Regions from separate parts of the Homo sapiens genome. Here region 2 is linked to region 1. A link is a loop called in an ENCODE intact Hi-C map of the cell type or tissue named here. Cell type or tissue: CD4-positive, alpha-beta T cell. All regions are shown on one strand.

Region 1 (8,000 bases):
TTACTCTCCACAATCACTGTTCCTTATAGATTATCCAAGTATCTACATGTATTTAAAACCTACCGCTGGCCATTTTTTGGTCAAACTTGTGGTAAAATACACATAACTTAAAATGTGCCACCAATGGCATTGAATACATTCGGTGAACTGTGCAACCATCACCACTCTACAGTTCCAGAACATTTTCATCGTCCCAAAAGGAAACCCGGTCCCATGGGTCCCTTTTACAATCCCATTCATGACAGCAAAGCAAAACAGTGGACCATGTATAGTTAATAATAGTTTTCTCTCAAATGTCTCTACAAAGAAGCAAGAAAGTTATCTGGGAAGCTGAATCCCGAGGGATTTTAGTGTGCGAGCAAGTCCAGGAACCAGCACTTTACACCTTTTTTTTCTTCTGCCAGGTGAAGACAACTGCTTTGAGAGTGCTGCTCCGAGTTCAAGGCCTGGACCGAAGGAAGTAAAGACCAGCCTGGCCATCATAATTCTGCAAGGAATTATGACACAGTAACAACAATAATAAAGGAGCAAAGAGGCCGGGCGCAGTGGCTCATGCCTGGAATCCCAGCACTTTGGGAGGCCAAGGCGGGCGGATCACCTGAGGTCAGGAGTTCAAGACCAGCCTGACCAACATGGCAAAACCCTCTCTCTACAAAAAAGTACACAAATTAGCCGGGCGTGGTGGTGCACGCCTGCAATCCAACTACTCAGAGGCTGAGGCAGGAGAGTCCCTTGAATCCAGGAGGCAGAGGTTGCAGTGACTCGAGATCCTGCCATTGCACTCCAGCCTGGGCGACAGAGCAAAACTCCATCTCGAATTAAAAAAAAAAAAAATTAAAACATTAAAAAATTTTAAAAAGAAGCAAAGGAAGCCAAACTTGATCATGAATTCTTCGGCATTTCCTCCCTTTTCACTGCTCCACCGGCTCTGAGCTTGCCACGGAGGTCCCATAGGTGTACAAGTCTACGCAGCTACAGTCAGGCTTTGCTAAGTAAAGGCATGTGTGTGTGTGTGTGTGTGTGTGTGTGTGTGTGTGTGTGTGTAGGAAGTGAGGGGCAATCAGCATGCTACAGTGTCACCAAAAGTGACACCACCCAAAGCCTGGCCTTCACCTGGCCCTCTCCCTTTGCTGGCCCAGTTCAGCCTGGGGACAGGATGCGTGAGGCGGCAGCAGACCATCTTGTCTGGCCGGCAGAGCAGCCCAAATTTGCTCCAGAGATTTTAAATGCTGTCACCCTGTATTTAACCCCTGCCGGACTGCCTCATTCTTTCCAGGACAAAAGGGGTTTTATCAGTAAGCCCTTCTCCAGGGGGAAGTGCATGACCTGGGGCACTGCAGAAGAGGCGGGGTCCAGGACTGGTCTTCACCAGGGTGTGGGTGTGCACCAGGTGAGCCCGCCCCAGCCCTGACTCATCCTGTTGGCAGGTGTTTAAGGAGAGGCAGAAGGTGTCCCCTGAGTTCTAGGCCGTCATTTCTCACAGTGGCCTGCAGGGTACTAAGGGGATGGGAAGGAAGGAGCTTGCTCATGGTCACAAGCACCTGTCCACCTGAGTCCCCCAAAGTCCACGCTCATGAGCATTTGGATGAAAGGCCCACATGCCTGTGAGCTCAACCTGTGCCCCCTGCCCTCACTCCACAATGGCATTAGAGACCTCAGTGAAACCATGAGCTGTTTTGTAGCCAGGCAGGGGGAGGTGACTTAATTTAAAAGCAGAGCAACAGGCGCCCAGGCCCAGGTTCCCAGTTCATGATCACAATTCCAAGCCAGACAATGAATAATTGTTCACGTGCAGCTGATTAACTTTCCTTAAAACAGGATGGAGCAATGTTTCCTAAGCTACTTGGTTTGAGCCCAAGTCAACTGTGGACTGAGCCAGGGGTGCATTTTCAGATTATATAGGTATTTTTGAAGGCTCTCCTCTGAGACTATGACAGATGCCAGCAAGGATCAAAGAGAAGGAGACAGAAACATCCTTGGATGCTGAATGGATACTGACTCAAGGACGCTCCCATCCCCCAGACTTGGGGACTAGTAGCCACATATGAATCTCAAGCAAAGAGTTGGCCACCCTTGGGTTGGAGGCATGGTGCCGGGTCTCTCCAACAAGCATGACTTCGCACAGCCAAGAGATGGAGTTTCCCAGGACACGTGAGCACTTCTGTCTCCACTGCCTCCTACCTCCCTCCTTGAGATCCATGGGAGCACTTCTTTTGAAGTTTAAATAACTACAAGTGGTTGCTGGCTTCCAATCCCTACCCTAACTGGGCAGGTCCATATGGCTGAGGCCCAGCCAGCTCCAGACATTCATATATAAAGGAGGAGGCTAGAAGATGAGTCTGCAGCTGAATAACCTACAACTCACAAGGGAGATGCTGCTCCCTCAACCCACTCAAACCAGGACAGCAGACAGGCAAAATGAAAGCCCCCAGACAGAAACTCCAGATGGAGGCTGCAAAGATGATAGCTTCCAACACATGCTCTGCATTCCCAGTGATCCCCGGAAAGCTCTGGGAGCAAATCCTTTCCATCTCCACGACGGAGCTGAGCCTAGAGGCTTCCCAGCTACATCAGACCTCTCCCAGGTGATCTTCCTGAGCCATGACACATCCATGTCCAAGCAGCAGCAAGGACCTGTTCTGGAGTTGCATGCCTTTCAAAAGACACCCATCCCAGAGAGTCAGGCACAGACTGCCAAATCACAAAGCAGAATCAATCCACAAACTCCACCCCACAAGTCCACAACCTCTTGGAGAGGCCGCCCTGACATCAACCCACCCCAGCGACAGGGACCCACCCTATCCCAGAGCCTGCCTGTGGGCATCCGCACGCTCTCATGTGTTTGCGCACGGGATTGTCTATCTGTACGTCTGCGGCAAAACCCACCCACCCACACACCCACCCCCACAACACACACACACGCATACACACACAAGCTTGCACCCAGCAATCCATCTGTCTCAGAGAGCCAGCTGTCAAAAATGAAAGTACAATCTCCTGGAAGCAAGTCACTGCCTTCTAAAAATGTCCCATTTTCCCAGACCGAGGAAACTTGCAAGGGTGGGGTGTGTTTCACTGCAAGTCCCTAACGACCAGGCCTGTCGTCTACCCACCCCCCCACACCCCCCCAAAACAAAGCTGCAATGCTGGAATTCCAACCTGCAGCCAGCAGCCCCGCCCCCGGGCTCCTACCCGCCCACTCCCCTTCCTCCCGGGCAGTTTGCAAGGGCGCAGGAAAGGGAAGGGCCAGCCTTGGAGTCACCCCTGCATTTCAGGAGAGGACCGGCCTTTGAGCACACCCCACCCCCACCTCCGAGGCACCACATTTTCACATTCGGCTGTTTTTTCTTTCCCTTCTTCCCTTGCCAAGAGAATCAAGCCCTGGCTCCTGCTGCCGACCTTCCTCCCACCCTAAACTGAGCCCCATTCATTAAGCCCGCTCTCAGCCAGGGCAGGACAGGAAGGAAAACAGCACACAGGGCCTGTGAAAGAGGCTCAGAGAGGTTATTTCAAGGAGGAGGAGGGAGAAACTCCTCAGTTTTCACTGCTCCCCACCTTGCTGCCAGGCTCCCACCCCCCAACCTCAGTGTCTGCTATGCCCCTTCCCCCATCCAGCCCTGCCACATCCAGTCACTGGCCTCATCCACAGCAAGGCAGACACACCCAGGCCACCCCCCATGGAACGATCAACTTCTTGAAAAGGAGGAGGTTTGGGCTTTCTCCATTTACAAAACTCTCTGCCCTGGACAGGGGCCAATAAAGTTCCCTTTTGGAAGGCATTCTCGCTACAAAGAGGACAGCCCTAGGTTTTCTCCGTGCCCATCACCTCCCCTCCAGACGCCCCCAAGCCGGTGACATCAACCCCCAAAACAGTGTACCCTCCCCACCATGGCCCATTATGAATACACTGCACCAACTCTGAACGGAAAGAAGAAGGAGCTCAAACTTTGAAGCCTTTGGAATTAGTAAATCAAGAGCTGAAATTCAAAACAAATGCTCTTGCCATGTGGAAGGCCCCCTCTTCTCTCTGCAGTCTTCTGAAGCCACACTGCCCTTCAGAGAGTCACTGCTTCTTCCTGGCAGCTCCTTATTAATATCTGTGTCTACAATTACCTGGAGGGGTGAGGGGAAGGAGTTAATGATTGTTTTACCCCCAGTTTCTTTCTAGGACTGGAAGAGCTTTGGGGAAAAAAAGCCCACCCATCGGCCAGGCGCAGTGGCTCACACCTGTAATCTCAGCACTTGGGGAGGAAAGGGTGGGTGGATCATCCGAGGTCAGGAGTTCAAGACCAGCCTGGCCAACATGGCGAAACCCCATCTCTACTAAAAATACAAAAAATTAGCTGGGCACAGTGGTGGATGCCTGTAATCCCAGCTACTTGGGAGGCTGAGGCAGGAGAATTGCTTGAACCTGGGAGGTGGAGGTTGCAGTGAGCCGAAATCGGGCCACTGCACTCCAGCCTGGTGACAGAGCGAGACTCCGTCTGTGTGAGCCGAAATCGCGCCACTGCACTCCAGCCTGGGCGACAGAGCGAGACTTTGTCAAAAAAGAAAAAAAAAAAAAAGCCCACCCATCTCCTGAGGGCTTCACAGGTCACATGGCACGGGCGGGTGAGGAGGCACTCAGGCTGGTATCTCAGCCTGGTGTCGTCATTTCCTCCGGCAGGGGAGACAGACAAGATGTTATCAAGAAGACAAACCTTCCGAAAGGACCCTTTCAAAAGCTGCCACTTCCCTTGCTTATTTCATGTGGTTTGGAGGGGCCGGGGCTCCTCCCTGCACATTCAGGGTTTAAAAAATAAAACCATCTAACAACATCCTGAGCGTGTTATTCTGCTGAGACCCTTTCCTCTCATTGGCCTTCTTTCTTTCAAGAACTCTCTCAGCCTTAGAAAGCAGAAAAGATGCAGTTCACACACTGCTGCCTTTTCTCCCTCCTCAACTCCTCTGTCCACTCCCACCGTACTGCCTGAAGCCCCCTCCCTTCTCTAGGTCCCTCTTTTTCCTGCTCAATTCTCATTAGAAGCTTTGAGTAAACAATACCCTCAGTCTCAGATAACAGAGTATATATTGCATTGAAATGAAAACAAACAAGGGTCTCCCTAAAGACGTTCTCAGCAAGCTCAGTTCCTGAAGAGGAGAGCCGGGGAGGGAGCCGTCCGGGAATGAACTTTGCCTGAGCCAGCCATGGAAGACACACCACCAAGTAGTCAGAGCAGGTACCCCACAAAAAAGGGTGCCCCTCACACAAGAGGATACACCACAACAGGGCACAGCTTCTATTCGAGCTGCTACCACGTGATCCTACAGGCAAGGAAATGCCAAATGCCCAAAACTCTGCTGGAATTTCTGTTTTTAAGGTCGTTTTCCCTCTTGCTTCAGCCAGTTCTTAGAAAATCTAGTGATGACATGGTGGGGATGGAAAAACAGGTAGAAATAGGATTTCTTCAGAACAACATGAAATGCGTCCCATGTACATAACCAGTGAGTTTCTCTAAGTACTGCCCTCTTTTCGCATCCTCAGGAACAACAATGCTCTGGCTACCCCGTGCCTGTCAGCCAGCCCCGTGACCCCCCAGCACTGGCATTCCAGGCCTTCACGCATACCTGTGAGCCCTGAGGAAAACCTGCCCCGCTAGGGAACAATTACAGCTCCTACTGTTGGCAGTGCTCCCACCCTGGTGCTCCCAGCCCCAGACATGTGCTGCAAAATCCTGCAGCAGGCTGGGCTGGGAATCAGAACTTGGGAGGGAAGCCTCAGATCTACTCTGAAATCCCATCGTATGCTTGGGATCTGTCTTCAACAAGTTCCCTAAAGGTGGGTCCATTCCCTTTACATCCCCCATGCGCAAAGAGCAAAAGCAAAAAAAGAGCTCAAATGCATGAGTTAATGACACCAAAGTCACCAAGCTGAAGCCCCCCAAGCCAGGAGCTGCTTAAAAATAACCGGGCAACACTTCACACACCAAAGCAATCCCCAGCTCGCTCTTGTCTCCCCGTCCACGGAACGGATCCAGTGTCCAGAGCGTAAAGGACTGCAGGATGAGGAGCTGAAGGGCACCACAATGTCACCACCGATGCATCCAACTTAAGGCATATAAAAATGAGAATGAAGTCCAGACCAGCTGGGGTGGCAGAAGGCCACCCCCATTCCTCCAGTCTTTAGCAATTTCAAAAAAGGTTGGAATTGCCAGGAAAATAAGAGAAAGCATCTTACCTGAAAGCCCCCCAGGGGCCAGATAATTCGTTCCCCCTGTTTCAGCGGAGGAAGGCACAGCATCTGGACAGTCTGCTGTGGATTTGAAAAGGGGAGAGAAAGAAATAAATACACAAATAAAAACACCAAGATCCATCTTTAAGCACGCTCTAAACAGCATGAAAGACAAACCACACATTCCAAAAGGCTGACTCGCGGCCTTGATGCTGATTATTAATGGTCTGCTCAGGCTTCACTGCCCATCGTAAGACAGACCACAGCACCTTGTCACCCGTCTGGGCTCCGGGCAGCCAGTTAATCATTACTCGAGTCAGGCTCAATGAGACTGGCTGGAATTTCTCTTGCATTACCAGTCCCCCATTACGGATACCAGGTGGTTCCCAAGGTCAAAGGAGGTTTGGGTTGGACTTTCTCAACCCTGGTTGCTCTGTCATCCCTCATCAAGGGCAGAAGGCTCTCTCCTTGGAGCCCATGTCCTCTCTGCCTTCATCCTTTTAAAGACAGGTTTCCCAGTTCTTGAAAACATTCTCAAGATTGATGTTGGGCTGCCGGGACTTCTTTCCCCTTTTTTAATTGAGGACTAACTTAAGTAGAGCAAAGTATACAAAATCCCAAGTAGACGCAATGAATGTTACTCATGTATACATCTGTGTAACCACCACCAGATCAAGACAGAGAACATTCTCAGCAAGGCTCCGAGCCGGAGGGGAAATGTTCTACCTCTCCCAGGCTAGTCCAAACCCCTCATCTCTGGAAACCTTCCCAGGCAACCCCAGACCTGCTAAGGCTCTCTGCCCTCAGTTCCTATAAAACATTTGGCACCCAACACTCGGAGTTTCCTCACTGATTTTTACCTTTAGATTGCATCTGCCCTTAACTAGACTTCTCTTCAACTTCTGTCACCCTCAGGTACTCTGCACAGTGACCTCACCGTTAATGAGGATAATGACAATTCCAGCTGAGAAACAGTCTCCACAACCGCCCTCCAAGCAATTAAAGCAAAACCTAATGTCCATGAACCACAACTCATTAGTCCCATGAAACACAAATACACAAGACCCTGTAAGCTTGTCATGCACCACTGGCAGCGCCAAACTCCCTGAAGTCCTAGCGGAGAGCCCGGCTAAGGAAAGGTGCTGCCCAGGTCCGCAGCAAACACAACAGGTTGGATCGTGCAGACACCAGGCCTCCTACCCCAGGCCACCAGGACAATGTCCCTGTGGGTTTCCAGTTGGAACCACTTGGCCATGCTGGCAAATAGGAAAGCCAAAAAAAAAGAGCAGACGGGCAAGTAGCCCATGGGAATCCTTTAGTGGCCTACACATAGCCCCAAACCATCTCTGGGTTTCTGCTGTCTGCCCTCTTAATGCTAAGTTTCTCTCTCTAACTCAGGGTCACTCCCTCTCCCACATTCTCAAGGCTGGAAGGACAACTTTTCAAGAACTCTCCTAAGCGGGCGAGGGGCAGAAGTGGAGGCAGGCGTGGGGGTGAGGTGGCTGCGGTGGGTAGGGGGAAAGAAGACTGTGTGTGTAATCTCATTTTATCAGGGTAAAGTCTAATTCCTAACAGGAATATACAGTTTTACAGGATACACTTAATCAAACAGAAAACAATAGAGGCAGGCAGGAAATGGAGTTACTTGTTAAATGGTGTATACCCTGCACTTTCTAAACCATTTTGATGGCCTTCATCATTTTCTAGAGATAGGCTTCTCAACCCTCTCCTCCACCCACTCCTCCCAGATGGAAGACACCCCCACATTAAACATAATGACTTATCCACA
Region 2 (8,000 bases), 520 kb after region 1:
CCTAACTGATACAGGTAGGGTTTTCAAAGTATTCTGGGTGGAGGGTTGCATGACATATTTTGAAGGAATAATTGTCAAGATTCAGTGACTGACTCAACCTAACAAAGAAATTTGTCATCGATCATATGATGGACAAAAGGTTTTAAATGCCCAAAAGACTGAGCAATAAAAGAAAAGATAAGCTTTTTAAAAATAATTATTCCAATGTCCTTATTGGAAAGTTTCAGCCACTTTCATTGCCTGCATTTTTAAAGAATGTGATAAAAATCAGAGAAGATACCAAAATCACTAACCAAACTTCCTTAAGAAATGAAAAAAACAAAAACTTTTACTAAATAAGACCTATATGTAAAGTTGTTCCCAGCCCCACTAGTTCATTTTGTCTAGAATTAAGTAATGTGAGGATAACTTACAAACTGTTTACAAGCAAAGTTCAAAGCATAAAGCTCTGCTAAAAACCTTACTAGAAAAAAAAATGCTTAAAGGCAAGAGCAGATATTTAATAAGTCCCATCACATTTCCTGATAAATGGTGCACCACCACCAGAAAGCCAGAACCTTCACACCTAGAGACAGTAAGGACTTTGACAGCTAAGTAGGAAAGTGAAACCCACTAGGAAACAGGATACCAAACTGGAGGACTCCCAGAAATCCTTTCAATCTTTAAGATTAGTCCTCTCTCTGTCCGAAGAAAGGAAAAGCAGCAATGGGCATCTTATCACTCTGCTCTTCTAGGCTCACAGCACTCTACCATTCCCAGCTGAGTCACAGAAGAACCTGAGAAGAGGCTGCTTCAAGTCCAAATCTCACAGTAGTTCATTCTGCCTGAAGATATTCTCTCACTTTCATTAGGAGTCTTCTTTTGCTGCTGAAATGGGGGTGCCTTTATCTCCCACTTGGACAGAGAGTCCCTGCCTTCTCATCCTGGGCATGGGAACCATCATTGCCCCCAGCGTGTCCTGTGTCAAGTATCAGGTTAGCCCTCTGATTACACATATATACTATGTTTTAAGACATGAATATGAAAAAGAGACCAAAACGAAATATAGAAAAACTTTACATGGAGCTGTATTGCTTTTATACTTAAATCATTTTTAAAGGTCTCATTTTACCAAAGCCTATACTACAAGTGTCACAGGTATTTCCCATATTTCACTAAAAGGAAAAATGAACAGTCTTCTCTAGATCTAACCATTCCCATTATCTACAATCCTAAGTAAAAGACGGCCCTCTCGTTGCATGTACAGCAGCAAAAGAAATCACCTACTTTCTTAAGTCTCGGCAAAATATTCCAAAATACACTGTGGTAGGTAGAATAATAGCCTCCAAAGATGTCCACATACTAATCCATGGAAGCTCTGATTATGTTGCTGGGAAAAGAGACTTTGCAGGCGTGATTAAATTAAGAACCTCGAGGGGGGATTTATCCTGAATTAGCTAAGTGGGCCTGATTTAATTACATGGGTCCTTAAAAGCAGAGAACCTTTCCCACTTGTGGTCAGAGACTTGAGGATGGAAGTATGATCAGAGAGATGCAACACTGGTGGCTTTGAAGACAGAGGAGGTACGCCACAAGCCAAGGAAAGTGGCAGCCTCTAGAAGCTGGAAGAGGCATAGATGCCCCCTAGAAACCTCCAGAGAAGAACACAGCCTTGTTGACAGCCAGTGAGACCCACTTTGACTTCTAACCTACAGAACTGTAAAATAATAAATGCATTGTTTTAAGCCACTAAATTTGTGGTAACATGTTACAGCAATCATAGAAAACTGATACATAACATTAAACAACTTCTAATAATATGTGAAATTATCTAGAAAAGCATAACCAAATTGCCCAAATATTTGGAGCAATATAAGAAAGAGCCATTTGTACATGTTGTAACATATTTCACTTCTATTTCTCTCCTGCCCTCCATTCATTAAAAAGCCTACCAAAGTGACAATTCTTCAAACTTTCTGTAGAAAAATGAGCCATATTAATAAAAAAAAAAGGAACAATCAGGATGGCAGGATCTAATGGAAAAATCAGGAGATAATTATGCCACATTTTTCAGAGTCAAACATAAAAGCGTTTGCACTGTTTATCCTCTTTGTATCAAATGGATTACCACACTTTTTTAAAGTACAGTAAATCTTTCTAGATATTAAAAACTATTAATTTTTATGTGTGATAATGGTATTCTGGGCCTATTAAAAAGAGCAGGCCAGGTGCAGTGGCTCACCCCTGTAATCCCAGCACTTTCAGAGGCTGAGGTGGGTGAAATGCCTGAACTCAGGAGTTCGTGACCAGCCTGAGCAACATGATGAGACCCCCGTCTCTACTAAAAATACAAAAAATTAGCCAGGCATGGTAGCACGTGCCTGTAATCCCAGCTACTCAGGAGGCTGAGGCAGGAGAATTGCTTGAACCCAGGAGGCAGACGTTGCCGTGAGCCGGGATCACGCCACTGTACTCCAGCCTGAATGACAGAGCGAGACTCTGCCTCCCACCACCACCAACAAAAAAAAGCAATTCAATCTTCTACAGATATATATTGAAATATTTACAGATGAAATTGAATGTCTATGATTTGCTTTAAAATAATTGTGAGTGGGGATAGGAATGCATAGGGACATAGATGAAATTAAATTGGCATGAGTTAACTGCTGAAGCTGGGTAATGGGTACATGGGAGTACCCTTTATTATTTCACTGTGTGAACTTTTCTATGGTTAAAAGGTGCAAAAACATAAAAACTCCTTGACCTATATGTCGTAACAACACAGACTTCTTAATAGCTGAATCTCCTTCCTATTAACATTGCCCCAACTCAGTTCTCTGCCATTTAATCCACTTGCGACTGATAGTTTCATCAATTATTCCAACTCATTTTGCCCTATGTACTCAGTTTATGAGCTTAAGGCAGACACCTAACCTCTAAAAGACTAGTTCTTCATTTACAGAATGGGAATATTCATACTTGTCCGGTCTATCTCCAAGTTGCTGAGAGGATTATCTAAAATAAAACTTCAAAGCAGGATAATCACTCCAGAAATCCATATATTCATAAATTTCATCCTCTGCAACAACCATTCACCCATTCCTATAGATTCTCTTCCCTTCCACCTCGTTCTTCTCTTGAGCCCTCAACTCATCAGCCTAAGCACCTGAGTTCCTCTGGTGGACGCTACATTCCTCTCCACGGCCTCCACCCTCCAGGTTTTCATCCTTCAGCACATCACCCTTGCTCTACACACCCCTCTCTCCAACTTCCCCTCTCCTCTTTCAAGGAACTCACTCCATCTGTGCCCCCTAATCAGTCTATCCTGGGTACCCGCTTTGCTGGCCGATTACAATCATCCCATCACTTCTCTACCCCTGTTCAGTAGAGAACAGCTTTATCCAATCAGCTTTACCACACCAATACCCTCAAACCCCACTACTGCCCCCAGTTCACAAACACCCACCCTTTCACTTTTCAGTCAAAACACAATTGCTCAGGCAAATCCACGGCGACTGAAAGTAGATCAATAGTGTAGGGGAGAGAAGGAGGAGTGACTGCTAATGGGTACGAGCTTCTTTGGGGCGGGGGGGGCGGTGATTAAAAATGCTCTGGAGTTAAGGGTGGTGATGGCTGCTCAACCCTGTGAATATACTAAAAACCACTGAGTTGTACTTTTAAAGGGTTAATTTTCTGATATGTTAGTTATACCTCGATAAACTATGAATGTAAAAAGAAGAAAGAAAAACCCAACAGCTATTGCTCACCCTGCCCATCACACGCCCATTTGTCAGACCAACACCGCCCCATCTCCGGAAGCACCGACTTGGCCTTCGGTATCCCCCAACTCCCAACAGCGGACTCGGACAGAGGTCCGTCCGCTGTCAGCACAGCCCCTCCGGGTGGCCCAGGCGCCCGCGGGCAGGGAAGGGAGGGTCCCTTCGCCGCCGCCCCGGGGCGCTGGCCGGGTTGCGGAGGGTGGCCCCTGACCCCCTCTGACAGGAGGCCGGGGACAGCCAGGCTTTCGGGCCCGGCCGCGCTGAGGGGGGCGGCGCTACAGCCCACCTGTCTCAGCCGGCTGGGGGATCTGCTCCAGCTCCACGGACCCGCGGACGGATGGGAGGGTGGCAGAGGGGTCAGGAGAAGTCGCTGTCGCCGCCGCAGCCCAGGTGGCGCACACCGGCTCAGGCCTCCATGTTTCCACGTCTCAGCGGGTACAGATCCGGCTCCGGTCCGGCCTGCAGCTCGGCCCCGGCTCGGCTCCAGCCCGGGCCGCGTCGGTGCGGAGGCCAGGAGGCGGCGAGAGAAGAGGGAAGCGACCGAGAACGCGGCTAGGGACCAGACCCCCAGGCGCGCGCGCCAGCCAGGTGGTCACGTGGCACGCGGCGCGCGCGGGCTTCTGGAAACTGTAGTCCTTTGGGTGTTATTCGTGCCTCCGCCCTCCTAGTACCTCCTGGGCTACCGCAAAGCCACGTGGCGAAATCGAGAAGCGCAAAAACAGCCGTGCGCGGTGGCTCACGCCTGTAATCCCAGCACTTTAGGAGGCCGAGGTGGACGGATCACGAGGTCAGGAGATCGAGACCATCCTGGCCAGCATGGTGAAACCCCGTCTCCACTAAAAATACAAAAAGTAGCTGTTTGAGACAGGATAATCGTTTGAACCCGAGAGGCGGAGATTGCAGTGAGTCAAAAAGTAGCTGTCTGAGGCAGGAGAATCGTTTGAACCCGAGAGGCGGAGATTGCAGTGAGTCGAGATCGGGCCACTGCACTCCAGCCTTGCGACAGAGCTCGACTCTTCTCAAAAAAAAAAAAAGAGAGAGAGAGAGAAGCGCAAAAACCTCACCTGCCGGGTGCTAGAGTCAACCTCACCTGCCAGGTGCTAGAGTCCTCGCTCATGCTACACCGCTCGTTCTGGCGGCTTAACCTTATTAAGGCCTCTGTTAATTGCAGCTGAATAACCATCCCAAAGTCAAGCAATATTGTGTGGGATTCTGGAGAATTGAGAAATAGCAAAATAATTTTTGATGGAGGCAGCTGGCAGGGCTAGCCCTGCCTGCAAAGTTGTCGGAAAGGACAGGTCCCACGGGAAAGAGTAGCAATATGAGATAGTGCCAAAACTATGGAATTTGAAGTCAAATGAGCTGAGGTTTCCACACTGACGTCTTTGAGCAATTACTTCACCTCTCTCAGCCAGTTTCCTCACCTAAAATATATGCATGATGATGATTCTGCCATTACAGGAAATGTTGACATGACTGTAGTAATAACAATTCACATTATGGATTATTTTCTATTTGCCATGCACTATTATTTCGCAAAATGACCCTATGGAACAGATAGCACCGTTATTCCCATTATATAGTCAATATGTGCCAGTGTACTCTGTAAAGTACTATACAAATATTAGGTATTCTTTTCTAGCATAGACTGCCAGTAAATTCACTGAGCTTGCAGAATTATGACAGGAAAACATATTAAAACCCAAAGTAGACTGGGCCCTGTGGCTTATGCCTGTAATCCCAATACTTTGGGAGGCTAAGGTGGGAGGATCACTTGAGCCCAGGAGTTCGGAAGGACCAGCCTGAGCAACATAGCGATACACTGTCTCAACAAAAAATACAAAAATTAGCTGGGAGTGGTTGGCACACCCTCGGTCCCGGCTACTCGGGAGGCTGATGTGGGAAAATCGCTTGAGCCCGGGAGGTTGAGGCTTCAGGGAGCCATAATCTCACCATTGCACTCTACCCTGGGCAACAGAACGAGACACTGTCTCAAAAAAAAAAAAAAACCCCAAACTACCTAACTAAAAAGCCATAGACACTACTATGCAGTCATTGTAAAGAATGCTATGGATGCATATTTATTTGAAAACATTTTCATGATACACTGAGTGGAAACATATATAGTATCAAATTTTCATAAGTGAATTATATTAGGTTGGTGCAAAACTAATTGTGGTTTTGCCACTTAATATAATATTTATATTAATATATTAAATGATATATTAATATAACATATGTAATATATGTTTACTATAATATTTATAATACCTATGTATATGTGCTGTTGGAAAAAAGACAAATAATATTAACAATATTGCAACTTTGGGTAATGAGATCCTGTGTGGTTAAAATTAGTTTTTCCCTATGTTTTCTAATTTTTCTGCAAGGAATATGAAGTACATGTACAATTTTATTTTAAAATTACAGCAAAAAGAGACTCAGGGCTGGGCGTGGTGACTCATGCCTGTGATCCCAACACTTTGGGAGGCCGAAGCAGGCAGATCACCTGAGGTCAGCAGTTTGAGACCAGCCTGCCCATCATGGCGAAACCCCGTCTCTACGAAAAATACAAAATTAGCCAGGCATGCGCCTGTAGCCCCAACTACTCAGGAGGCTGATGCAGGAGAATCACTTGAACCCAGACGGTGGAGGTTGCCACGAGCCGAGATCATACCCCTGTACTCCAGCCTGGGTGACAGAGCCAGACTCTGTCTCAAAAAAATAAAAAATAAAAAAAGAGACTCAGGCATGAAAACCTAACTCAAAATATTTTTTAATATTGCCTGGCACACAGTCTACTTTCCCCAGACTGACTCAGCAACAGTTGTGAGCATCTCCTCAAAACTGGCTTTATAGACCTAAGAAGCAAAATATTTTATTTCAAGGGGATCCTATTAGTGAAATTTTACATCGTCTCCCTTTGGTCATTTTTGGATGACTTGAAATAAACAGTCTTGCCTGTGTTCCTAGGCAAATGTTATAATGTTGCTAGGCAAATATCATAAATCGGAAGATAAGATTAGGAATATTTTTTACTACGTAGGAAGTGTTGAGTTAGAGTAGCAGTCCTTATGCACCTTTTTTGTACATGTAATGTGCAAATTATTATCCTTGGACACCAACTTTCAAAACTGCCTGCAGAAGTATGATGGCCGGGCGTGGTAGCTCAAGCCTGTAAATCCCAGCACTTTGGGAGGCCGAGGTGGGCGGATCACCTGAGTTCCGGAGTTCAAGATCAGCCTGGCCAACATGGTGAAACCCCGTCTCTACTAAAAATCCAAAAAAAAAAAAAAAAAAAATTAGCCAGTTGTGGTGGTGCAGGCCTGCAGTCCCAGCTACTCAGGAGGCTGAGGCAGGAGAATTGCTTGAACCTGGGAGGCAGAGGGTGCAGTGAGCTAAGATCGCCCCACTGCACTCCAGCCTGGGTGACAGAGTGAGACTGCATCTCAAAAAAAAAAAAAAAAAAAAAGTATTATGATAACTTTGGCTGACTTGACAACTTCAGTGTCTAGTTAGTGCAGGAACAGCAATAGAAAATGTATGAAATCCTTCCACTAAATCCAATAGGATATCCTGGACTGCATCCTGGAATTGAAAAAGGCAATAGTGGAAAGCCTGATGAAACCTAAATGAAGTTTAGAGTTTAGTTAACAGTATTGTACCAATGCTGATTATCTAGTTTTGACAAAATGATGCTGTGGTTATATAAAATGTTAACGTTAAGGAAAGCTGGGTGATGGATATACGGTAACTCTCTACACCTTGCAGCTGTTCTTATTACTAAATATTACATTATTCCACGTGGTGGACAGAATACTTTTTTTTTTTGAGACGGAGTTTCACTCTTGTTGCCAAGGCTGGAGTGCAATGGCACAATCTCAGCTCACTGCAATCTCCGCCTTCCAGGTTCAAGCAATTCTCCTGCCTCAGCCTCCTGAGTAGCTGGGAATAAAGGCGCGGGCCACCACACTAATTAAAAATTAGCCCAGCTAATTTTTATATTTTTAGTAGAGACGGAGTTTCACCATGTTGGCCAGGCTGATCTTGAACTCCTGACCTCAGGTGATCCACCTGCCTCAGCCTCCCAAATTGCTAGGATTACAGGTTACATTAAAAACAGGAGGAAAAGAAGAATGGAGATGTAAAGTGGAGCCAAATATCCTTCAAGCCCTGGTAGGCCTCTGAGGTTTCTATAACTACAAGTTTGCAAGGTCTGGACTGCAAACAGACTTCATGTGT

The links. Hi-C counts contacts between places; a loop is a spot of excess contacts. Peaks named below come from ENCODE experiments on the same cell type or tissue, not always from the same donor. Only the 100,000 strongest peaks of a DNase experiment are listed, where the experiment ranks them.
Region 2: it touches region 1 in a loop (2.1-fold over the local background); 5 of 110 quality-filtered maps call a loop at or near these places.

The regions. Positions count from the first base shown.
Region 1 is chr18:48,936,264-48,944,263 of GRCh38, forward strand. SMAD7 (SMAD family member 7) reads right to left here. Exons shown (of 4, transcript NM_005904.4): 3 at 6,218-6,292. Among named protein-coding and RNA genes, the nearest start is that of SMAD7, 11 kb to the right of the region's middle. RefSeq lists enhancers at 5,188-6,145, 5,630-6,829. In CD4-positive, alpha-beta T cell, no CTCF peak of the experiment used is centred here; DNase peaks (open chromatin) are centred at 1,128, 1,438, 3,636 and 4,658; H3K4me3 peaks cover 1,518 bases; H3K27ac peaks cover 639 bases.
Region 2 is chr18:49,456,354-49,464,353 of GRCh38, forward strand. It overlaps DYM (dymeclin), which reads right to left and starts at 4,292. Exons shown (of 18, transcript NM_001353214.3): 1 at 4,045-4,292. RefSeq lists a silencer at 3,691-4,270. In CD4-positive, alpha-beta T cell, no CTCF peak of the experiment used is centred here; DNase peaks (open chromatin) are centred at 3,818 and 4,398; H3K4me3 peaks cover 1,970 bases; H3K27ac peaks cover 467 bases.